Linked DNA regions of Homo sapiens: all the other regions are linked to region 1. Evidence: chromatin loops called from intact Hi-C (ENCODE). Cell type or tissue: HCT116. All regions are shown on one strand. Region 1 overlaps GALNT9 (polypeptide N-acetylgalactosaminyltransferase 9). Region 2 has its middle 65 kb from the start of GALNT9. Region 3 has its middle 28 kb from the start of GALNT9.

Region 1 (8,000 bases):
TCCCCCTGGGAACAGCATCTCCAAGCCGCGTCTGCTTGCCCAGCACAACTGAGCACCTAGAACTTTCCCTGGCCCGGCCCCCTTGGGCACCCATTCCACACACCCTGACCAAGCTGCGGAGCCTCCCTGTCAGCCCAGAAGTTCCACCGGCTCCTTTCCAGTCGACACTGCCCCACCCCGGGGTCCCCGTCCTGCCCCGATGGCCATGGGGTGGGTTGTGATTCCGTCTGTTCTTGAACCTCACGCCGGCGGCCACACGGGATGAGGTCTCCTGTGTTGATCTTTGGCTTGGCGTCACGTGTGTGAGCCACGTCTCGGCTGCTGCCTGTGTCGACGGCTCGGTTCTTCCTACCCCAGAGTAGCAGCACGCATGTGGATGTGTGTTCAGCTCAAGTTACACAGGCGGATGGTGTCAAGGGCTGGTGGGGATGGTGGCGGCGGCATGGCGTTTAAAATACCTAATCTTAGAGCCGTTGCAATTTTCGGGTTAATATTTTTAACATTAGTAGGCCTGACCATCAGAGCAGTTTCGGGTTGATAGAGACTGAGCGGAGTTCCCGCATCCTCTGCCCCGCAGGCACAGCGCCTGGGCGTGAACGTGTGTGACTGTGTCACTGTCGATGAGCCAATGCTGCCCGATGCAGGAAACTCACTGAGGGCCGTGGCTCACGGGGGGCTGGCGTGCGTGAGTGTGACTGTGTCACCGTCGATGAGCCGATGCTGCCCGATGCAGGTGACTCACTGAGGGCTGTGGCTCACGGGGGGGGGGGGGGGCGCTCACTCAGTGTCACACCTGCTGTGCGTTTGGACAATTGCGTAAGAACAAGTATTGGCCAGTGCAGTGACTCACGCCTGTAATCCCAGCACTTTGGGAGGCCTAGGTAGGTGGATCGCTTGAGGTCAGGAGTTCAAGACCAGCCTGACCAACACGGTGAAACCCTGTCTCCACTAAAAATACAAAAATTTGCCAGTTGTGGAGGCCCACCCATTTACTCAGGAGGCTGAGGTGGGAGGATTGCTTGAGCCTGGGAGGTCCAGGCTGCAGTGAGCTGAGATCATGCCACTGCACTGCAGCCTGGGTGACAGAGCAAGACCCTGAATCAAAAAATACATAATAATAACAGATATCCACCATTGCAGCATCACACAGAGTCCACTGCCTTCAACGCCTCATGTACCACCCATTCATCCCTCCCTCTTCCGCCTGGCACCGCCCTCTCACTCCGCGCACAGCCTTGCACTTTCTGGAATGTCCTGAGCTGGCAGCCTGCCATCTGCAGGGAGTTTGCTGGGCTTGTACCGGGGGAAGCGGCCGTCGGGGAGAGGGGCGGGAGGGGCGTCTCCTGGGTGCAGACGCAGCGTGTCCTGGGCCTGCCTGACCTCCCTCTCTTCCTTTCCCCCAGGCCTTGCCAAGCCCATCGGCCTGGTGGAGGGGCCAGGAGGCCTGGGCCAGGGTGGCTTGGCGGCCACCCTGCGTGATGACGGCCAGGAGGCGGAAGGCAAGTATGAGGAGTACGGCTACAACGCTCAGCTCAGCGACCGCATCTCCCTCGATCGGAGCATCCCCGACTACCGGCCCAGAAAGTGAGTGAGTGACTGCCCCCCATCCCCCGACGCCCGCCGAGGAAGTGACCGCCCCCCACACTGGCCAGGGAAGTGACTGCCCCCCACGCCGGCCGGGGAAGTGAGCGGCCCCCACGCCCGCCAGGGAAGTGACCGCCCCCCACGCCCGCCGGGGAAGTGACCGCCCCCCACGCTGGCCGGGAAAGTGAGCGCTCCCCCGTGCTGGCCGGGGACTGCCCCCACGAGCTGCGGGCTCCTGGGAGAAACGCGCAAAGGTCTGCTGTGGGAAAGTGGAGCAGTCAGGAGCCCCCACCTGTGGGGCCCTCCTGCCTCCTCTGTCTTCCCTGTCTCTCCTCCTCTGTCTCTCCTGTCTCTCTCTGTCTCTCCCTCTCTCCTTCTCTCAATCTCTCTGTATCTCTCTCTGTCTTTCTCTATCTCTCTGTGTCTCTCCCCCTCCCCTACTTTTGGCTGCGGGCATCCTTCCCAGGGCCTAGCCCCAGGCTTGGGGCACTCCTGCCATAGCTGCATCTGGGGATCACGGAAGCTGGGCTGAGGCACCATGGCTCACGCAGCAGAGGCGCCCTGTGTCAGGCCCTGCCAGCCCTGGTCCCACCTGCTGTGGCCTCAGTCACTGCTGAGCTGGGTGTCGCTTGTGTCTGAAGCGAAGGGCATTCCCGTTCCATCCGTGGCCTGCGCACCTCCCATCCTGTCGCCCCCAGGCTGCAAGAGCGGGTGAATCAGGAGCCGGGCCCTGGCCGCCACGGCTTTGCCTCAGTGCCACTCAGGATGGAGCTTGGTCGCTGACCCTCACACCTGCCCTGAGGGAGTAGCCGCGACAAGCGCCAGATTAATTGGCATTGTTGCTCGGATAAAGTTTGGCTGAGCTTGGCCTCTGGGCCTGGGAGCGACTGGCAGGCTTGGCCAGCCCCTCCTGCGTCTCTGTCCGCAGAGCCCAGCCCGCGACAGGATGCTCCCTGGGAGGGCCCCTGGTGGCATTGTCCTGCAGAAGCCGGGCGCTCAGGGCTGCCCAGTGGGGCCGCGTTTCACCGTGGGGTGGTGGCAGGTGGCCTCAGCCACACTTGCCTCCTCCTGGAGCTGCCTGAGGGAGGGCAGGCAGGAGGGCAGCCCCCTCTGCAGCTCCTGGTGTGGTCAGCCTGCCCCACCCGCCAGGGAACCCTGACACCGGGATTCTTGGGCCAGGAGCTCATTTGAGATGGGGATCAGGAGGCTGGCAGGGAAGAGAGGGGAGGAGGAAAGGCGTGTCTCAGCCCCATTCCATTCCTTGTGACTCAGGCAGTGGTTCCCAGGGCGTTCACTCACCTGCTCTGGGGTTCCCCATGTGTGGACAGAGGGAGGCGAGATGCTGGACAGGCCCGCAGGGTCCAGGGGTGCAGGGAGCGCCCCGGGCTGCGTGGAGGTTGGTGCAGGAACCCGGAGCTCCCTGTTCTAGCCAGGTGGGGCCCACTTCACACCCTTCCCACAAATGCGTGCTGGGGACTGATTCTAGGTGTGATGAAGCTTCCTTAGACAGCACGGCAGTGCGAGTGAGGCGTGCCCAGCTCCCGAGGCTCTGATTCCTCCTGGAGGGGGTTTCCCCGAGTCCTTTAGACAAACAGGGCTGAGGCCTGGGCATGGAGGCTTGGACACCTCAGCCACATCCAGAGTGTGACAACATTATTTTATTTTCATTCTACTTATTTTCATGGTTACCATGATTTAACACAAGTGATGCCAGCTTTCCATTTGCAGCGGTGAAATGAAGATTCCCTTTCAAATAAAAAATGCATTTAGTTTTAAAATAGGCCAGTTTAAAGAAACATGCTCCATAAATAAGAACACAGTGGTGTTTTCATGTGGCGCCAGCTACAGGCATGGGGCTGGAATGACTTCGGTTTGGAAAGCGGCTCGTGTGTGTTAGCCAGCCTGTGCACTGAGGGTGCACGGTGTGTGTGTGTGTGCGTGCGCGCGCGTTGTGTGCGGGTGGGTGTGGGTGTGTGCGTGTGCACCTGCATGTGTGCGGGTGTGTGCGCATGTGTGCATGTGTGCACAGGAGTCTGTGTGTGCACGTGTGCACACACATGCGTGGGTGTGCGTGTGTGTGTATACGTGCGTGTGCGTGCATGTGCGTGGGTGTGCGTGCATGTGCGTGTGTGCATATGTGTGCGTGTGTACATGCGTGTGTGTGCATGTGTGCACGTGTGTGTGTGGTTTTTGAACGCTCCTGTGTGTCCTGAATTTGGGGGTGAAATCTGTTTGCTCTCAGGGCTAGCCCCACTGCTGGAGTGAGCACCGTTCTTGGCTGTGAGCCTCCAGGCAGCTGTGTGGCAGGAAGACCCCCGAGACCACCTTGACGGTCCACAACTTGCTAGAAGGACAGACAGAGCCCAGACAGGCTGCTTTTCCCTGCTGTGGGTTCTCACAGCAGAGGACATGGGTTAAAGTCAGCAGAGGGAAGAGATGCCCAGGCAGGGCCCAGGAGAGGCCAGGTGCGAGCTCCCAGGTGTCCCCTCCTGGGGGGGGGTCCCATGGACTTGATTCTCCGGCACCCATGTGTGACAACACGTGCCAAGCGAGGCCAGCCAGGAGCCCCCGAGCCTCGGTGACCATGGTCCTCACTGGGCTGGTCTCGTGGACATGGCTGACCTTGGTCTCCACCCTCCAGAGGTCAGGCTGATGCCGTGAGGCCAAGTGCCCACCGTGAATCCCACCATTGCACAGACCAGCTGGGGCTGCCAAGGCCAGGTGAGCAGGGCTGTCCTCTCCGGCAGGAGGTTCCGGGGCAAGGAGGGGCCGGATGTGGGCGCTCAGGGTGTGGAGGAGCCAGCTGCCAAGTTAACCCTTTCCTGCTCACAGCAACAGTGGAAACATCAGAGCCATCTGACAGAGGAAGGTCTCCAAGTACCCCGCCCCGTCCCCATCATTCCTCCCGTCACCTGGGAGGCTTCCAGCCGTGAGGAAGGCGCGACCCGGGCCCTGCTCTCCCGGCCTGCCTGTTTTATCTCCTAGCTCTTGCTGTAAGGGAGGAAGGCTGCGTCCGGCACTGGTTTTCGAATCCCTGCAGGCCCTCGGTCCCCTGTGGAGTCCTCTGGAGGATCCCAGCACCGCTGTGCGTGACCTTGGTCTTGTTGGCCGGCGGGGGCCCTGTGCGTTGTGGGGTCCAGTCGTGGGGGCCGGGTCGTCTCTGAGTCAGGACTGAACCCGAGCTGGGGGTGAAGCCCTGTGTGACCCTCTGCGTCCCCCCGAGGTTCGTTTTCCAGAGGCCTGGGAGTCTGGACCCGGCTGCTGAGCCAGTGCAGGGTGGGGCGAGGGTCTCTCGGGTCCCATCCTCGCCCCATATCAAGGGGTGGCTTTTCTAGCACAGACGTGGGCCTGCGTGTCACAGACGGTCGTCATTTGCCTCCTGAGGTCCTGTCCCGGCTCCAGATGGAAGTCCACACCCCCCGCTCTGATCCATTTCAGCCCAGCTGCAGATCCCGCCGCCCAGGTCTAAACCAGTCAGAGCGTGAAGGTCACCCCAGACCTAGGGGTTGGCTCAGGGCTGGTCAGGTGGTTTAAGCCAGTCCAGTCAGAGTGAATTCTGGAATTACCAGCGGGCCATCGAGAAAAAAACAGGCAGCCTTTTCCCACAAGATGAAACCAAGGCTGGGAGCTGGGGGAGCTGCAGCAACCTTATCATCAAGAGGGGAGAGCTTGGAGCTTCCAGGGTCCCTCACGAAACCCAAGAAGGGGCCAGTGTCTGAACACCTAGATCCAGCTGTTCCCAAAACAGACCCACTTGACTTTGCAATAAATTACCACATGCGTGCACACACACATGCACACGCACACACACGCATGCACGCACACACGCACACACACGCACACACGCGCACACACGTATTTTTAGTTTTTTCTTTAAGCACATCTGAATTGGGTTTTCTGTTCTTAGAGCTGCAGGGGTCCCATTGGATTCCCCCTCTGTGGGATGTGGGACCCCAGGCCTGGCCTTGCTGTAGTGGAGCTGATTCCCCCTCTGTGGGATGTGGGACCCCAGGCCTGGCCTTGCTGCAGTGGAGCTGATTCCTCTTCTGTGGGATCAGGGACCCCCAGGCCTGGGCTTGCTGTAGTGGAGCTGATTCCTCCTCTGTGGGATCGGGGACCCCCAGGCCTGGCCTTGCTGTAGTGGAGCTGATTCCTCCTCTGTGGGATCAGGGACCCCCAGGCCTGGGCTTGCTGCAGTGGAGCTGATTCCTCCTCTGTGGGATCGGGGACCCCCAGGCCTGGCCTTGCTGCAGTGGAGCTGATTCCTCCTCTGTGGGATGTGGGACCCCAGGCCTGGGCTTGCTGTAGTGGAGCTGATTCCTCCTCTGTGGGATCGGGGACCCCCAGGCCTGGCCTTGCTGTAGTGGAGCTGATTCCTCCTCTGTGGGATGTGGGACCCCCAGGCCTGGGCTTGCTGTAGTGGAGCTGATTCCTCCTCTGTGGGATCGGGGACCCCCAGGCCTGGGCTTGCTGCACAGTGGGGGCTCTTGCTCTCCTTTTGAGGGTTCAGCATCCTGCTGCCTCCCCCCAGGTGTAGGTGGCCGCTGCTGTAGGAAACCTGTCTGCCAAGATAAAGTCTGGCAGAAGTGGCCAGTCCCAGCTTTGTTTTTACGTCACAGAGAACGACATCGGGATGAACCTTGACAGAGCCGGCATTTGCTCTATACCCTCACTGATAGAAACCCAGTTTATAGATACTCTGGTTTGAAGGCACACAGCTCTCTGCCTCCTGAATTAGAGAATGTGAATTTTATATAGATATTTACACATGTATTTATATCCCATTTCTTTCCCAAAAAAAGTGAGGAGGCTTTGACACCAGTGACACACACACTCCCACACCCAGCCCACCCCTGCACACGTGGCTGAGAAGCTCGAATGCGAAGGAGGCCTCCTGGCCCCTCGCCTGCCCCTCACGAGCCCTGCCCACAGTCTCTGAGGCTCCACGCCCAGCCTGGAGCTTCCCCGGTGCCTGCGGAATGTATCACAGGGAATTGTTCACGTGCAACAGCCCTCACAAGCGTACCACTTAGAACGCAGACCCCGGTGGACGCTGGGTCTTATCCATCTTCCCAGGAACCACTTTCCTAAAAGGAGCTTGGGTGGAGAGACCCTATCCCGGCGCGGCTCAGCGAGTGTGGCTGGGAAGCGTCTCCACAGTGCCTGGCCTTTCCCTGGGGCCACTGAAGAACCACTGGCTGCAGGCGGCTGGCTGCAGGGGGCTGGCTGCAGGGGCCTGGCTGCAGGGGGCTGGCTGCAGACCACGCATCGCTCCCTTAATCCCTGCAGCAAGGCTTAGAGGCAGAGCCTCTTATTGTCCCATTTTACATATGGGGAAACTGAGGCAGGAAAGGTTAAGTCTCTTTATTCAGATCCCACAGAGAGTAGGTGGCAGAGCGGGGACGTGGAGTCTAGAGATTTGGCAGAAAAAGAGTGGAAACCTCAGTCATTCTGAGGGACCAGACGGGGGTGCAGGCTGAAAGCTGAGCCTGGGAGGGGCTGGGGGGCCACCCTGAGGGGTCTCTTCCCCGGGGTCTTGTCTCCCTCTGGGGTGGGCTCTGTCCCACTCCTTCCTCTGCTGGCTCAGGAGTCTGGGGGCTCCGCCTCCTTTCCACAGCTGCCGCCTGCCAGCCTCCTCCCTACTCTGGGCTGGGGGCACGGCCTGCCTCTGTCTCCAGCCCTCCGGGGAGGACGTGGGGCCCCGTTCCCCTAACCGCTCTCAGAAGCTTCCACGCGGGCCCCTTCTGGACACTTTGCTTCACAGACACAGACAGGGCAGCGGCAGAACTTGCAGATCACAAGGTTCTGTTTTCACCCAGTCTCTGTGCTGCCAGGCCACAGGTCCTCAGGAATGCCTGTGAGGCACATCTGTCTCCAGGGCCTCCTGTGAGTGTCTCCTGTCCTTCAGGCATCTCCTCACCTTGGAGAAGAGACATTTGTGTCCCTCATCCTCCAAAACGAAACCCCTTACTGCTGGCCATCCTGATAGTTCAGTCAGTAAGACATAAAATCCAATTAGAAATGGCTCAACCCAAAAAGGGAATCTGTTGACTCAGGCAACTGAAAGGTGGGGCTTCAGGCATGGCTTGATCTAGGGGATAGTCCAGCCCCTGCCTGCTCTCAGGTTAGATGTACCTTGACTGTCAGGATCCTTGCAGGAAATTGATGGTGCCCTCACGTGGACACAGGCAGAATCCAGGAGACCTGGTGGACACTGGGCATCCAGGAAGTGAATTCAGGAGATTTGGCAGACACTGGGCATCCAGGAAGTGGATCCAGGAGACCTAGCAGACACTGGGCATTCAGGAAGTGAATCCAGGAGACCTGGAGGACACTGGGCATCCAGGCAGGGACCACAGTGAATCCAGGAGACCTGGCGGACACTGGGCATCCAGGAATTGGATCCAGGAGACCCA
Region 2 (8,000 bases), 110 kb before region 1:
GGTGCCGCCCTTGCTTGGTGGGTCCCTCTTGCCCACCGTGTAGACAAACGCCCGGAGACACAGGTGAAAGCCCACGAGGGGCCCTGGGGAGGGCGGCTGTGAAGACAAACGCCTGGAGACGCAGGTGAAAATCACCCAGAGACGCAGGTGAAAGCCCAGGAGGGTCCCCGGGGAGGGCGGCTGTGTAGACAAAAGCCCAGAGACGCAGGTGAAAGCCCAGGAGGGGCCCCGGGGAGGGCGGCCGTGTAGACAAATGCTCAGAGATGCAGGTGAAAATCACCCAGAGACGCAGGTGAAAGCCCAGGAGGGGCCCCGGGGAGGGCAGCTGTGTAGACAATCACTCAGAGACACAGGTGAAAGCCCAGGAGGGGCCCCGGGGAGGGCGGCCGTGTAGACAAATGCCCGGAGACACAGGTGAAAGGCCAGGAGGGGCCCCGGGGAGGGTGGCCGTGTAGACAAAAGCCCGGAGACGCAAGTGAAAGCCCAGGAGGGGCCCCGGGGAGGGTGGCCGCGTAGACAAAAGCCTGGAGATGCAGGTGAAAGCCCAGGAGGGGCCCTGGGGAGGGCGGCTGTGTAGACAATCAGAGACGCAGGTGAAAGCCCAGGAGGGGGCCCGGGGAGGGTGGCCGCGTAGACAAATGCCCAGAGATGCAGGTGAAAGCCCAGGAGGGGCCCCGGGGAGGGTGGCCGCGTAGACAAAAGCCCGGAGACCCAGGTGAAAGCCCAGGAGGGGCCCCAGGGAGGGCGGCTGTGTAGACAATCACTCAGAGATGCAGGTGAAAGGCCAGGAGGGGCTCCGGGGAGGGTGGCCGAGTAGACAAACGCCCAGAGACGCAGGTGAAAGCCCAGGAGGGGCCCCGGGGAGGGCGGCTGCGTAGACAAATGCCCGGAGACGCAGGTGAAAGCCCAGGAGGGGCCCCGGGGAGGGCGGCCATGTAGACAAATGCCCGGAGACACAGGTGAAAGGCCAGGAGGGGGCCCGGGGAGGGCGGCCGAGTAGACAAATGCCCGGAGACACAGGTGAAAGGCCAGGGGGGCCAGGGGAGGGTGGCCACAGCTGCTTGTTCACTGTGGTCTCACTTCTAAAACTTAGGGACACAGGTTAATTTCATAAAAATGTAAACGACAAGAAGAAGACCAGCTTTTAAAAGCACCAAATCTGTTTCTATTCAGGAAATGAATTCGTGAATTGTTTTATTTCTGCCTTTGCCTCTTACGGAGACTTCTCCTTCACACCTTGCTGGCCAAGCGAGGTGCTTGCGGGGAAGAGGATCGAGTGGGGCAGGCAGAGGTTTTCCTCTTCTCTAGATTTGGGGGTATGGGGATGGTTGCGGTGTAGCAGGGCGAGCCGCGGACAAAACCCCTCAGACACCGGGTTAAGGAAGGATTTGGCTTTATTCGGCCGGGAGCATCGGCAGACCCGTGTCTCAAGAACTGAGCTCTCCGAAGACAGATTCCCTGGCCCTTTTTAAGGGCTTACAAATCTAAGGGGTTCCACGTGAAAGGGTCGCGGTAGGTTGAGAGCACATGTGGTTAGAGTGGGGGGATAATCTTTTAACCTCAGGCCTCTGGTCATCAGTGGCACCGGCTGATCTTGCCACTGACTTCATTCCTGTTATTTTTCAGCTTTTACTTCCTCCTTCTCTTCAGAGACAGGAGACAATAAGAAAAATGGCCTCTCTCCTCAGTAGGGCTGTCCCAAGCACATGGGAGTGGCTGCAGGAGAAGGCCTTGCTGCTGGAGGGGCTGGGTCCCTGGAGATCCAGGGTCCGCGGAGGGGTGGGGACGCAAAGACCCCCGTGAGTCTCCTGCTGCCTCACGTTCCGCGGAGCTGCTCACTCGCTTGTTTCCTGAAGATGTTTGGTCAGTGTCTTGCTGCAACCTCCCGGTCTCGGCAGTGCCGCGGGGGCCGTCGCCTGCTCTGGGGAGTGAGACGGAAGGAGAATGTCCCACAGACGAGGCAGGAGATGGGGGCCGGGGTCCTCGGGCTTCTGACAGGCTGCGGGGGATTTGCCGGGTCCTCCCAGCAGGTGGGGTGGGCACCCAGGCCGCCTCATTTGGACGTTAAGGAAACGTGGGTGACTCCAGAGCTGTGAAGGACCGGGGCCCAAGGTCCAGGTTACAGTGTGTTTCTCTCCCACACACGCTTACCCAGGGCTGGTTTCAGTGTGATGCCGAGGCAGCATGGCTGCGCACTTCAGGTCTGAGCCCCCGGCGCTTCCCTGCCTTCACGTTCAGCTGGTGGTGGAGGCACTGGGCCCTTCTCAGGCTTCCTCTGCTCGGTGGAGGGCCACGCCACCCCTGCCGTGCCACTCCTGTTTCTGTGAACATGTGCATTTTGAATTACGCATATTCAAAGTGCCTGCACGTTTTGGGGGAGCGTGCCACTGCGTCACTGGACATGGGTGCGCTGGCCCCGGGGACAGGTGGTAGGAAACCAGCCAGAGCTGGCTGCGGGATCAAGCATCAGGCAGATTAGAGAGGAGCGCATCCTGCTCATTGGTGCTCATTTTTTTCACACATGGAACCACAGAACCCTCAAAGCCAGGACGATGCGGGTCCCAGGGCGCTGGCGTCCCTGAGATGCCGTATCTGTGGAACATGCAGGAGTGGGCCGATCGGGGTCTCCCTGCACACCCAGCCTTTACTTGGATGTCTCTTGTTTTGCCTCCTGGCATCCTTGGACCCTTCCTTTGGTAACAGGGCCCTGCGTCTTCCTCCAGGAACCTCCCACCCCGCAGGCTGCATCTGGCCCGAGAGGTGCTGGCTCCACCCCTCGCTCTGTAGGGCCAACGACCTGGACTGGCCAGTGAGCAGGTTTCTTCCCCCAGCTGCGTCGGTGGGTCAGAGTGAGCAGGTGACCCACGGGGCCGGGGGGGGCACAGGCTTCCCTGGCACTGGCTGGGGCTCTCCCAGAAAGCATGAGACAAGGGCCTAAGTGTTTGTAGCTTACTGGGAGGCGATCCCAGGAAGCACCAGGGGTGTCTGTCTGTGCATGTTTGAGTTCACATGTATGTAGGTGTATGTGTGTATATGTGCATGTTTGTGTATGCATGCATGTGTACCTGCATACATGCACAGGTGCATTTGTTCACATACATGCACACATGTGTATATGTATGTTCACAATCCATGCACGTCTGTATGTCTATGTGTGACTTCATGTGTGTGCATATGTACGTGCTCACATGTATCTATGCATACACATGCAGCCCATGTACGAGCATGTGCATTTGCAAGTGTGTATGTATGTGTGCACATATGTGTACATGTATGTGTTCATGTCTGGACGTGTATAGCTCTGTATCTGTGCACGTGTGTATGCGGGGCATGTGTGTATATGTGTGTATACAAGCATGTGTGTGGCATGTGTTTACATGTGTGTGGCATGTGTTTACATGTGTCCAGATGTGTTTGCATGTACATGTGCTTGCATGTGTATTCGTGTGTGCATATATGTGTATGTGTGCATATATGTGTGTGTACATATGCATATGGGTTTGCTGGAATGTCTGTGTGTCTGTGTGTGCATGTGTGTAGAAGTGTGTTTGGAAGTGCATGTGTGCATATATGTGTGTGTATGTACATGTGCATATGGGTTTGCTGGCGTGTCTGTGTGTCTGTGTGTGTAGAACGCCGTAAGGATGGAGTTCAGGATTCACTGCAGGCTGTGCACAGCTAAGCGGCTCCCCGGTTGCAACGCACTAGTCAGAGCTGGTCAGCATCACCTCCAGTACAGGTCTCTGTGGGAGGCCAGTGACGGCCTCTGAAGACCTCGGGTCTTAATCCATGGAGCCTGTGGCTGTCCCCGGGTGACTCAGCACCCACTGTCTCAGAGTGACTCAGCACCCACTGTCTCCGGGGTGACTCGGTGTCTACTGTCCCGGGTGACTCGGCGCCCACTGTCCCCGGGGTGACTCGGCGCCCACTGTCCCCGGGTGACTCGGCGCCCAGTGTCCCCGGGGTGACTCGGCGCCCACTGTCCCCGGGTGACTCGGCGCCCACTGTCCCAGGTGACTCAGCACCCGTTCTCTCTTGGATGACTGACTCGGCCTCCCCAGGGTGACTCGGCTTTCTCCTTCACTCTCCCCCAGTGATGCAGGACAGGGGAGCCCCAAACTGGGGCTGAGCCCGGGAGGCTTCTTGGCTTCACTCAGGAATGAATTCAAGAGCCAGCTGGTGGTGGGAGAAGCAGGTTTACAGAGGTGCAGGGTTGCAGCCCCCCCATAGGCAGGGCGTCGAGGGCAGCCGCACAGCACAGTTCTGCAGCCTCATTTATACCCACGCTTAATTTCGTGCAGATGAAGGGGCAGGTTAGGCAGACATTTCCAGAAAAAGGTGGTAACTCCTGGGTCGTGGGGTTGTTGCTATGGAAAGGTGTGGTCGCCCAACGGTAAACGGACCTGGCCCTGGTGGCCTGTCTCATGCGGAGGTGCTTTCGCCTCTCCTTGTTTAGTCAGTCCTCAGTCTGGTCTGGAGGCTCGGTCCCTGCCTCTGGCTCTGAGTCCCGCCTCCCATCTCTCCAGGGTGGCTCCCTGGTGAGTCAGCGCCCGTCCACCCTGAGGATGACCGTCCCCGTCCGTTTGCATGACGCCATCTCACAGTCTCTGTGTCTCACTGTCACTGAGAACTGAGCCCCTTTCCCTTCCCCATCCGGTGTTTTGAGGGGCCTCATGTTCTGCTCTTGAGCTGGCCAGAGCCTTGCCTCTTCCCGAACACAAGTTCTGACCGATGACCCTGGGCTGGAGCCACTTCCAGGAGGGTTTGGCTGCAACCTCTGCCGCCGTCTTGCCCCATGGGGGCAGCTTGTTTGAAACTGGAACTGGGAGAGCAGAGCAGGGCTGGGGAGGTGAGCATCCTCCCAGGTACACCAGGCTCTGTGTCCAGCACTCCCTGAGCCCACCAGCGTCTGGACTTTTCACTGACCTAAATCAACATATTTCCTTTTCTACTTAAGCCAGTCTAGGTTAGCTGCTGCCATCGCAGTGAAGATGGTCCAGTCGGATACGCCGCCTGAACCTCAGCACCACACATGGTTCCTGGAGCCCAAGTCAGTGGGATGTTTGTCATTTGGGTCCCCGGCACCTTCCTACAGGTAAGAGCATCTTCAGTGAGGGTCGTAGACCAGGCTGGAGCCGGTAGGTCCCCCGGGATACCTGCTGCTGGGCGCCATCTGCCGGCTCCACGGTCGTCCGACGCTGAGGCACTTTCTGGGCCCTGTGGCCCCCACGCTCCAGGGTCCACGCGGAGGATCTGAACTCAGAAACTTGAGGACTTCACCTTGCTACAAAGGCATCACAGCCCTGACATCACGCAGCTTTGATAATCCACCAGGTGTTTAATCACAGGGACAGAGCACACCTCAAAGTGGTTTACGCACACACACAAAGAGGAAATTCGCTGACAGGAGTTGAGATGAGAGTGACAGGTTATGGGCTCCAGGGGCGGCGCAGTCCAGGCATTCCCACGATGTCCTGTGGGCTGTGCCAGAACCCTGGGAAGAGCAACGTGGTCGGAGGGTCCCGGGGGAGAGTGGGTGGCGGAGGGTCCCCGGGGAGAGCAGGGTGGCCGGAGGGTCCGGGGGGAGAGTGGGGTGGTTGGAGGGTCCCGGGGGAGAGTGGGGTGGCGGAGGGTCCCCGGGGAGAACGGGGTGGCCGGAGGGTCCCGGGGGAGAGCGGGGTGGTGGAGGGTCCCCGGGGAGAACGGGGTGGCCGGAGGGTCCCGGGGGAGAGCGGGGTGGCGGAGGGTCCCCGGGGAGAACGGGGTGGCCGGAGGGTCCCGGGGGAGAGCGGGGTGGTGGAGGGTCCCCGGGGAGAACGGGGTGGCCGGAGGGTCCCGGGGGAGAGCGGGGTGGCGGAGGGTCCCCGGGGAGAACGGGGTGGCCGGAGGGTCCCGGGGGAGAGCGGGGTGGCGGAGGGTCCCTGGGGAGAACGGGGTGGCCGGAGGGTCCCGGGGGAGAGCGGGGTGGCGGAGGGTCCCCGGGGAGAACGGGGTGGCCGGAGGGTCCCGGGGGAGAGCGGGGTGGCGGAGGGTCCCTGGGGAGAGCGGGGTGGCCGGAGGGTCCCTGGGGAGAGCGGGGTGGTTGGAGGGTCCCGGGGGAGAGTGGGGTGGCGGAGGGTCCCCAGGGAGAGCGGGGTGGCCGGAGGGTCCCGGGGGAGAGTGGGGTGGCCGGAGGGTCCCCGGGGAGAGTGGGTGGCGGAGGGTCCCGGGGGAGAGTGGGGTGGCAGAGGGTCTCCAGGGAGAACGGTGTGGCCGGATAGAGGATGCCTGGGCCCCAGAGCCTGGGAGACTTGGAGGAGTGGACTCGTCATGGTGGCCCTGGGCCCTCGGCCTCTGCTCTCGAGGGAAGGAGAGCAAACGCCTCTCTCGTGGAGGCAACAGTTCTTCCAGGTCTCTATCACCTGCAGCCACCCCCAGTGTTAGAAAGTGTGATGGCTGGGCCCGGTGAGGGGAGATGGTCCCATGAGGCGTCAAGAGCGGCGTTTCGTCTGGCCTGTTGGGCGCCTGTGTTCCAGTGGCGGTGTTTGGGGTCTGGTGAATGGATTGTGCTTATTTGCTGTCATCTCGGCTGCGTCTCGTCTGCTGGGTGCACGTGCTCAGATGGTGGAGCTTGACGGGCGCACGTGCTCGGATGGTGGAGCTTGACGGGCGCACGTGCTCGGATGGTGGAGCTTGACGGGCGCACGTGCTCGGGTGGCGGATCTTGGGGGTCTTTTGCTGTCACCTTGGCTGCAGCCACCTGCTCTCGCTGGACCCTCATCCTGGGCAGCGTCTGGCGTTCTGTTTCCACTCTGAATTTCCCTCTGTAACATTGAAATCGGTACCTCTTTCCTTTTTCTTCCCTCGAAAAGGGAGCTTCTTAGGATAATGTGTTTCACTCTGAAATAGCAAAAGGTAAGAATAGGCAAATAAATAATGATCCCAGCCATCTGAGCAAGCATTAAGGAGGATTTCTGAAAGCACATCCTGGTGTGGCTGCATCCCTGACCACGTCCGGCTGTGCTCGAGTGCGCCTGTCACACACAGCTTTGGAAGGCACCTATCACACATCTCCCATCTGCTTTTCTTCTCAGAGTGCAGGCGTGAATTTGCAGCCAGAGAAACCAGGAGCACCCGTGTTCCCATATGAGGTTCTTCATAAGCAGAGAGGGGTGACGGCTGTGTTAGGGCCTGGACAGGGGAGGGTCAGGAGTGGGGTCAGCTGAATAGGGGGCCTTGGGACCCCTTAACCAAAATTCTCTCCACACAGCCGTCCTCCTCTTTTTCAGTCTGTGGTTACTTAGAATTACTTTCACCTCAGTCAGGTGATGTGGCTCCTCCTGAAAGCAGAGGCAGCAGCCCTGGGCACGGGGAGGCTAGCCAGAGGCTGCAGGGTGGCCCTTGTTGGGTGGACAGGGCCTTGCCCACACCCGTGCCCTCGGCCGGCTGTGGATCTCCAGCCCTGCCCTTCTCTCCCTGGTGCCTCCTCCTGCTTTTGTGACAGTTTGCGGGGGCCTTGAATTGGGACACGCCTGTGAGCTGGGGCTGCGGCACCTCCTGCGTCCCCAGCTCCAGCTCAGCTCACGTGGTGCCTGGTACTCCGTGCAGTGCAGCTTACAGGGTGGTTAACCTGGCCCAGGTAAGGAGGCCCCGAGGCCACAGTCGCCACAGCGGCCACCAGGGGCCATTTGTGCCTCCCCAGAGCCCTTTTGTGCCAGGGAGCGTGGGGTCCTTGGTTTCAGAAGATGAACGCAGGCCATGTTCCAGGCCCCATCCGCACACCCGAGACAGGCAGCCCGTGATTGTCATTGACGCAGTACAAGTTCCAAGCATAATTTCAGAAGAGTGCATGGATGAGAGCTGAGGGGCAAGCCCACCTCCCGTCCCGGCCCTGCCCCGCCCACCCTGTCACCTGCCAGAGTGACACTTTCTGTCAGCCACTGCATTTCCCATCGGCCCATGGCTGTGCCCTCCTGCCTGCCACAGGCCTGAGACCCCCACTCCCAGCTAGACGGGGTTGG
Region 3 (8,000 bases), 74 kb before region 1:
GAGGGCAGACAGCACAGCGAGGCGTGAGTGTGCGGGCCGCTGGTGTGGGTGATGGAGGGCGCAGACAGCACAGCGAGGCGTGAGTGTGCGGGCCGCTGGTGCGGGCGGCGGAGCGTCCCCGCTGCCTGGGGTGGGTTCACTGCACAAGCTGCTCTCCTGGGCTGTGTCCTGGGGACAGCTCAGGTCTGGACTTTGGCCCAACCCACGCAGCCCCGCCCGGACCTGTTCCCACCTGGCCAAGCTCCCTGCTGGCTCCTCTCCCCTGGGCTGCCTTCACCCGCACACTGAGTGACCCGACGCCCGCTACACAGAAGGTCGTGTCGCAGTGGGGGGTGCCCAGGTCTCCCCGTGGGGCGGAGGGAAGCCTCTGTAGCTGTGGGCTTGCAAATGTGAGATGTGGGTGCCCAAAGGCCCGGCAACGGTCCAACAGGGCCGCCTTGGGGAGCACGGCCTTCAGAACGCCTCGTGGGGAGAGGTGGCGTGTGTGTAGCTGGGACTAGGAGGGAGGGTGGGGAAGGTCATGCTGGGAGCATCTCCGGCGCTTCCTCAGAATCCCAGCCGCTCAGGGCATCACAGAGGCCGCCCATCCCAAGAAACGCCGCGGAGGGGCTGTGGAGGGCGCTGTGGAAGGAGGGAGCATCGGGCCGGGAACTGCGTGGCCATTGTGGCATTCCAGCTGTGGCATCCCCGCCACCCCCCCAGCCCTGGCCCAGCCTGACCCCCAGGGCTGTGCAGCCCCTTCCAGCGCGTTCCCTGCACCTGCTCTACACCTTTCCCTCCTGAGGCCAGCGCGTCGGAGGCCGTGGCGCAGCGTGTTCCCAGTGTCAGCTGTGGCAGGACCCCCTTTCTGTGGAGGCCGTGAGGATGATTACAGGCTGCCATTCACGCAGACGTATTTTCTCACCGTTCCGGAGGCAGCAAAGCCACGATCAAGGTGTCACTGGTTCCTCGGAGGCTGTCGGGGTGGGGAGTCTGCCCCAGGCCTCCCTCCTGGGCCATCTCCATCTCCCTGCACCAACCTCTACGTCCAAATCTCCCCTTTCCATAAGCTCGGGAGGGGTGGGGCCAGGCCCTTCTGTGTGTCTGGCTCTGGGATGGGGGTGGCTCCTGCCTGAGGCCGATGAGGACATCCCAGGGAGGCCCCGAGGGCCCCTCTGCATCCCAGCCCTTCCCGCCTTTGTCCTTCAGACCACACGGGTCACAGACAGTCAGGAAATGGAGGTGGCGGTGTGTCTCCTTCATGCAGTGGGCTCCTTGGCTGAGCTGTGCAGTAGTCTGTTCATTAAGCCTGGCCGCAGCATCCTAGTAGCTTAATTATGGGCTTCATTACAAGGGAAGATCAATAGCCAGAAGGACAAAAGCTCAAAGATAATGGAAACAAATAAAGTACTTTGTCTTAGGTGACACTAAAGCTGTCTGGTCTGACAAATCCTCCTCAAGTCCGGCCTTCTGGCTCCTCCGAGGGTCCATTTGGGTTGAATGGAAAACAGCCGTACACCCAGCCCAGAGCAGGCTGTGGATGGAGCTCCGGGCAGCACTGTACTCCCTACCCCACGTGCCTCTGATGTGGGTGCAGATCATGGTGCTGGACCAGTTTCTGGGCGAGCTGGGGAGATGCCTCTGCATTACCCGTGTCCTCCGGGGACCCGGCCGCCCTTCTCCTCTGAAGACACCGTGGTTGACACACATCTCAGTCCCCAGGGGACCTGGCCGCCCTTCTCCTCTGGGGACACTGTGGTTGACGGCCCTTCTCCTCTGGGGACACCCTGGTTGACGGCCCTTCTCCTCTGGGGACACCATGGTTGACGTACATCTCAGTCCCCCAGGGGGTTTCCAGTCTAGACGGAAAGACAGACGTGAATCACGTCATCACACCATGGCATTTCTGCAAACTCAGCTGAGTGTGAAAGAAGGAACACGGTGGCCAAGAGAAAGCCAGGCCATCCTGACCCATCCTGGGGTGGGGGCTGAGGTTGGGAAGATGAGGGCAGTGACCCCGATGGAGGGGACAGCAAACCCCAAGGGGGGAGAGGGACTGGCCCGTCCGAGAAACTCGGAGAGGACCAGAGGTTAGAACGTGGTGAGACGGGGGGGAGAAGGAGGCTGTGAGCCGCAGATGTGGCAGGGGCTTCATGGATACAGGCGAGGGCAGGCCTTTATTCCCAAAGCTGCAGAGGCCGCTAGGACTGTTGGGGGTCCCTCGAGGACAGAGGGGGCTTAGGGTGAGGGCAGCTGAGTGTGAGGCTGCACAGGGCCCACGTCCACCCATGACAGTGAAGCCTGAGCACACTGGGCCGAGAACGAGCTGCTGTCCATGTCCACGAGACTCACAGAGGCGGCTGCTGTCCACGTCCACGGGACTCGCAGAGGCGGCTGCTGTCCACGTCCACGGGACTCGCAGAGGCGGCTGCTGTCCACGTCCACGGGACTCGCAGAGGCGGCTGCTGTCCACGTCCACGGGACTCGCAGAGGCGGCTGCTGTCCACGTCCACGGGACTCGCAGATGAGACTCACAGAGGCGGCTGCTGTCCACATCCACGGGACTCACAGAGACGGCTGCTGTCCACGTCCACGGGACTCACAGAGGCGGCTGCTGTCCACATCCACGGGACTCACAGAGGCGGCTGCTGTCCACATCCACGGGACTCGCAGAGACGGCTGCTGTCCACGTCCACGGGACTCGCAGAGGCGGCTGCTGTCCACATCCACGGGACTCGCAGATGAGACTCACAGAGGCGGCTGCTGTCCACGTCCACGGGACTCACAGAGGCGGCTGCTGTCCACGTCCACGGGACTCACAGAGGCGGCTGCTGTCCACGTCCACGGGACTCGCAGAGGCGGCTGCTGTCCACATCCACGGGACTCGCAGAGACGGCTGCTGTCCACGTCCACGGGACTCGCAGAGGCGGCTGCTGTCCACATCCACAGGACTCGCAGATGAGACTCACAGAGGCGGCTGCTGTCCACGTGCACGGGACTCACAGAGATGGCTGCTGTCCACGTCCACGGGACTCACAGAGACGGCTGCTGTCCACGTCCACGGGACTCACAGAGGTGGCTGCTGTCCACGTCCACGGAACTTGCAGAGGTGGCTGTGGAGGCTGAGGACAAGCTGCTGTCCACGTCCATGAGACTCTCAGAGGCGGCTGTGGAGGCCACAGGATGGATGCGGTTCTGCTGCTGGGGGCAGGGACAGAGACCCTGAGGGAACACAGTGGGTTTCAGTGCCTGACGGCCACACCTGGGCTGACCACCTGCCTCCCGTGGCTCCTACTATAGACGAAGCATCCCTGGCTCACTCAGGGGTGATGCGAAACCTGGCAGCTTCCCCCAAACATCCCCGTAGACAGCCGGGCCCTGCATGAGGCAGGCAGTGCGGGACGGAGCTCCCAGAGAGAGGGGTTGCAGGTGCGGCCAGGTTCAGTCCAGAGCCTGGAGGCCTTGGCTGCTGTGAGCGTGGAGGGGGATGAAGACTAAGATGACCATTTCTCCAGCTTCTCCATTTCTCAGGCCAGAAACTTGCCCGAGAGCCTCCTCGCCAAGTCCGCCCCACGCTGCGCAGCCTCCACTGTGCAGTCCCCTTGCTGTTGCTGCTCTGAGGGACCACGTTGAGTTCCTGACCATGGGGCCTGACCTCACAGGGCGCCAACCCAAGCGAGGCCAGTCAGTGCCCTCTGGGGCCTCTTCCCTTGGAACCAGAGACGATTTGGTTAAAATACAGATTCCCAGGCAGCCGTCATCTCTGTGGCCACGTGGGGGCTCTGCTCTGTATGGCACCAGCCCCTGCCGCCTGCACCCAGCTCTCCCGGCTGCCCGTGGACGCGTCTGGGCGGCTCCCCCCTGGTGGCTCCAGCCAGAGCCAGCATCGCCGGCAGCCTCCTCCCACTCCTCAAGTCCGATGGCTGGGTGCAGTCACACAGCCACCCCTCGCTGCACGGGAGGGTGGAAATGCTGTCTTCATTCTGGGAGCCCCGTGCCTGGGCCACATCACTGCCAGGAAGGTGAAGAGCAGGTGGGTGGGTGTGGGAGGACGGCCCTCAGACGGTGCCACAGAGGTCCCCTCACTGAGCGCAGGGCGGGGGGCTTCCTGCAGCCGCAATTCCTGCAGCAGGGCACAGAGGCAGCAGGGAGCGGATGGGGCTGGCAAAGGGAGAGAGCAGCCAGGTGGGACGCGAGCTTCCAGCTTCCACTGCCATCTCCCCAGAGTTAGATCTTGAGGGTTTATACGCGCCTCCTAATTAGGCAGGTTCAGGTGGGTTCCTACCACTCACCAACACCCTGACAGCGCATGGGGCCAGAGGGAGCCGTGACCATTGCCACGTCCTCTACTTGCGCTGAAGGCCTCGAATCCCCCGTTCATTTGGTTCCCATGGGCTCCTGCGTAGTGTTTCTTCTGCACGAGAGTTGATTCTTTCCCACACTCACCCCAGCTCACCCTGCCTCAAGAATTCCAGGAGGTCTGGGCTACCCAGATGCACGGAGCAGGGACCCAAGTCCGACGGCCGTGGGGGTTCCAGGAGTGGGCTCTGCCAGCCTGGGCCTGGCTCACGCTACATGGAAGGTTCTGCACCTGCTACCTGCCCTGCACCTGCCTGGCATTCCCAGGACCACACCTGCCATAGGTGCCCCACCTCGCAGAGCACTTTCTGCCCCCCGAGTGTCTCGGCTTTTTGCCCCCTGAGTGTCTCGGCTTTTTGCCCCGAGTGTCTCGGCTTTCTGCCTTCATGGGAAGAGGGCTTGGAAGACTCTTTTTCTTTTTCTGGTTTGTGTTTTGCAACGGCCTGAAAGCAAGCTGTTCTGTGTCGCTGGAACATATGAAAGGAAGTGTGATCCTCCACACACAGTTGCTCCCGGGCACAGACCCTGGGAATGCAAAGTTTCAGGAAGTAAACACCAACAGATCCGAGTCAGAAGCGCCAGATGGTGGGGCTGGGACGGCGGAGCCAGCTCCTCGGAGGCGGGTGCGTCCCCCGCCGAGCTGCGTGAGTCACTCTCTGCAGGGCCAGGAAGCTGCTGCCTCCCTCCTCCGACTCAGGTGCCTCCCAGGAACCCAGAAGGAGGGGAGGATGATGGCAGAGCTCACGTCAAGCCGCCAGCATCCCTTCTTCTGCACAGGGTGTGAAACGGGCACACTCAGCCGGGCAGCATCTGGAGCCCTGCCTGGGCCCAAGTGCATTCCTCGTTTCGCCAAAGTGAGTTCAGGTAGATTTTCTGTCACTTGCAACCAAAGCAAACCTGAAAAATGCAGCGTTGTCTGGAGCCCGAGTCGCTTCCTTCTCCTTTGTGAGGAACTTCAGGTTTATCCGAAGTGACTTAGACACGACCAGGCTCCAGCCTCCCGCACAGTTTGGGGCCCGGCAGAGATGAGGTTGGGCCAAGACTGTCCTTCTGCTGGGGCCGGGCAGGGGTCTTGGGTGGATTCGCACCAGGGCTGGCTCACGCATGGATGGAGGAGGGAGCTGCCCCACTGGGGGGCTGCAGAACAGATAGCACTCCCAAATCTACTCCCAAAGCGGATGTTCTGCATGTGGGGCCACCGCCCAGATTGCAACCCAATCCCCATGTCTGTCAAAGGCAGCCACACCTGTCTCAGAACCTCAGCTGGGTTGGAGAAGGCCCTGGTGGGTACAGGGGACTTGGAGCCCTGAGCAGTGGGGACTCCAGAGTCTCTGAGGTGGTAGGGGCGGGGGGCGGCACCGGCTTCCATCTGCTTTTGAATACTCAGGAGAAGAGGGGACATTCCGACAGTATCTGCCCCTGGTGAGGATACGTTAGACTTCAGTTGCTGTGCTTCCTGAAGCAACTGAAGAAGTTTACGTGAGACGGACTGAGGGCTGCCGCCTCTGTGGTTTTCCACTGGCCGCCACTTCAATGGGTGGGGACTGGTGGGCTCAGGGTGGGAGGGTCTGGAGGCCGCGACAGCACCACTGAGACCAGACCTCAGGAGTCCCTGGGCCTGGGCCTGGCTTCAAACCACGCGGGAGGCTGGAGCCTGGTCGTGTCTAAGTCACTTCGGATAAACCTGAAGTTCCTCACAAAGGAGAAGGAAGCGACTCAGGCTCCAGACAACGCTGCATTTTTCAGGTTTGCTTTGGTTGCAAGTGACAGAAAATCTATCTGAACTCACTTTGGCGAAAGGAGGAATGTGCTAGAAGGGTGTCATGCAATCAAGGGCAGGAGCCCGTGGCCCAGCTCCAGACTCGAAGGGGTCCACGAGCTCCCCAGCGCCGGGTCCTACGAGCTTTTCCCTCCCCAGGCGGGAAAGGCCGGCAGCTCTGTGGTCCCCGTGCTCATGGGATCTGTCACTGGAGTATCGCCTCATTCCCTGTCCTGGCCGGCTGGCTGGTCCGCAGGCGTGCTGATTCCACGTGGAGGCTGCCCCCCGGCGTGCGGTGGAGCAGGGGTGGGTGTTTTCCCAAAGGGTGGGGTCCCTAAGGAAGAGGGTGCGAGGGCTGGGCAAGGTCGCAGCAGCTGCAGAAGCTCAGTTCTCCACGGTACCCGCATCCCTGGCTCTGGCACCCCATGTTCAGGGAACCAGCCAAGATCCCCCCATTGTTCTCCAGTGAGAGACCCCACCTTGGCTTGGAGACACCGCTGCCTCCCTCATATGACGCTGGCTGAGCTGAAGGGTCTGTGTGCCTTGGCCTGGACAGTAAGAGCTCCTGTCCCCTGGGCACACCAGAGCCCATGGTGCCAGGGCCTCCCTGCGAGCTCCGGCCGGGGAAGGGACGGCCCCACGGGTCTCCGCCAGGTGCACCCTTCCACCCCATGCAGGTGGGCCTGGCGGACGAGGCACCCGCCAGAGGGGCCTCTGCGGAAGGAGGGAGAGACCAGAGACCAGGCTCCCCAGGCTCTGGGGCCTTGAGCAAGCTGTGCCGCCATCTCACCACCCTGCACCTGCACTCAGGGGCTGTGAATCCCACGGGCTCTGCTCCAGCCCCGAGAGCTGAGTTTCCTGTTACTTGCTACAAAAAGCCCTGAGCAAGCTGCCAAGTATTGAGTCGGAGGACGACATCGCCGGCACGTGGGGGAAACGCTAGCTGCTGGGGCGGACGCCGCTGCTAATCTCAGCAACTTCATACAAAATGTTCGCCCTCGGCATCAAGAGGCCACGTCGTCATCCAGCACAGCCACGTGGCTGGTCGGCGGGGGCAGGGCGCGGTCCCTGGTGGCCCAGGGGTCTCTGAGTGACCAGCCTCCTCCTCTGTCGTGTGTCCCCTTCTGACCCTCTGAATCCTCGTCACTCAGCCAGAGGCTGGGAGCAGGGCGTGAAGACAGGTGGAAAGAATTCTGGAGCGCCAGGCCTTCAGGGACGCCCACGCCTGTCAGGGCCCAGCCCCGTGGGAATACAGTCCCGCTGCACACCCACGTGGAACTGCAGAGGCAAGGCCTCCCGGCTGCCTGGCCATTCCTTCACTGCTGGCTTCGTGTTCACTGCTGTGCTGATGGCGGAGCTGGAAGCCTCCTCGCGGGACACCGTCTGCCCCTCTGCAACCTGGAGACAGCTGGGCCCCGACCACCCCTGCCCAGCCCTTGTCACGCCATATTCTGACCCCCGCAACTCTCTGTGGACTGACGGAGGCAGTGGCGGTGCCAGGAAAGTCCCGCCACACTCTTCACGAGACATTTGAGGCAGACACAGGGGAAGCCGTTCCTACCCCCGTGCTAATGGACCAATCACGTCTCAGTGCAACGGCGAGGTGCCATGCGTGCAGCTGCCCCGGACACGGGAGGGAGGCTTAGCAAAAAGTCATTTCAGGGCCAGGGCCACTTCCTGATCAAAATTCGGGATTACTGCTGTAATCACTGCTGGTGGAACGGGGCCACGGACCCTGCCCATGACCGCCTCCCTTGGGGGAAGCCAGACAGAAAAGCCAATTTTCTGTAATCCTTCCTGTCTCTCCAGATGATGTTGAGCTGTGGAGGAGATTAATCAGAACAACACAGGTGGGTCTGCGCCAGCCCCCAGCGCCCAGCCCGTCATGCCTTCTTGCAGGTGT

The links. A loop is a pair of places that touch in the nucleus more often than their neighbours do. Peaks named below come from ENCODE experiments on the same cell type or tissue, not always from the same donor. Only the 100,000 strongest peaks of a DNase experiment are listed, where the experiment ranks them.
Region 2: a loop joins it to region 1, with 3 times the contacts of the local background. A loop is called at or near these places in 4 of 110 quality-filtered maps.
Region 3: it touches region 1 in a loop (2.9-fold over the local background); 3 of 110 quality-filtered maps call a loop at or near these places.

What each region holds. Positions count from the first base shown.
Region 1 is chr12:132,279,834-132,287,833 of GRCh38, reverse strand. GALNT9 (polypeptide N-acetylgalactosaminyltransferase 9) reads left to right here. Exons shown (of 11, transcript NM_001122636.2): 2 at 1,404-1,584. It overlaps GALNT9-AS1 (GALNT9 antisense RNA 1), which reads right to left. Exons shown (of 4, transcript NR_024563.1): 4 at 6,934-8,000. Among named protein-coding and RNA genes, the nearest start is that of GALNT9-AS1, 8.4 kb to the right of the region's middle. RefSeq lists enhancers at 178-1,377, 2,096-2,749, 3,404-4,057. In HCT116, a CTCF peak has its summit at 3,424; DNase peaks (open chromatin) are centred at 773 and 1,228; H3K4me3 peaks cover 4,392 bases; H3K27ac peaks cover 4,036 bases.
Region 2 is chr12:132,390,126-132,398,125 of GRCh38, reverse strand. No RefSeq gene overlaps it. Among named protein-coding and RNA genes, the nearest start is that of GALNT9, 65 kb to the right of the region's middle. In HCT116, no CTCF peak of the experiment used is centred here; DNase peaks (open chromatin) are centred at 4,081 and 4,505; H3K4me3 peaks cover 1,693 bases; H3K27ac peaks cover 1,285 bases.
Region 3 is chr12:132,353,862-132,361,861 of GRCh38, reverse strand. No RefSeq gene overlaps it. Among named protein-coding and RNA genes, the nearest start is that of GALNT9, 28 kb to the right of the region's middle. In HCT116, no CTCF peak of the experiment used is centred here; a DNase peak (open chromatin) is centred at 4,971; H3K4me3 peaks cover 514 bases; H3K27ac peaks cover 1,597 bases.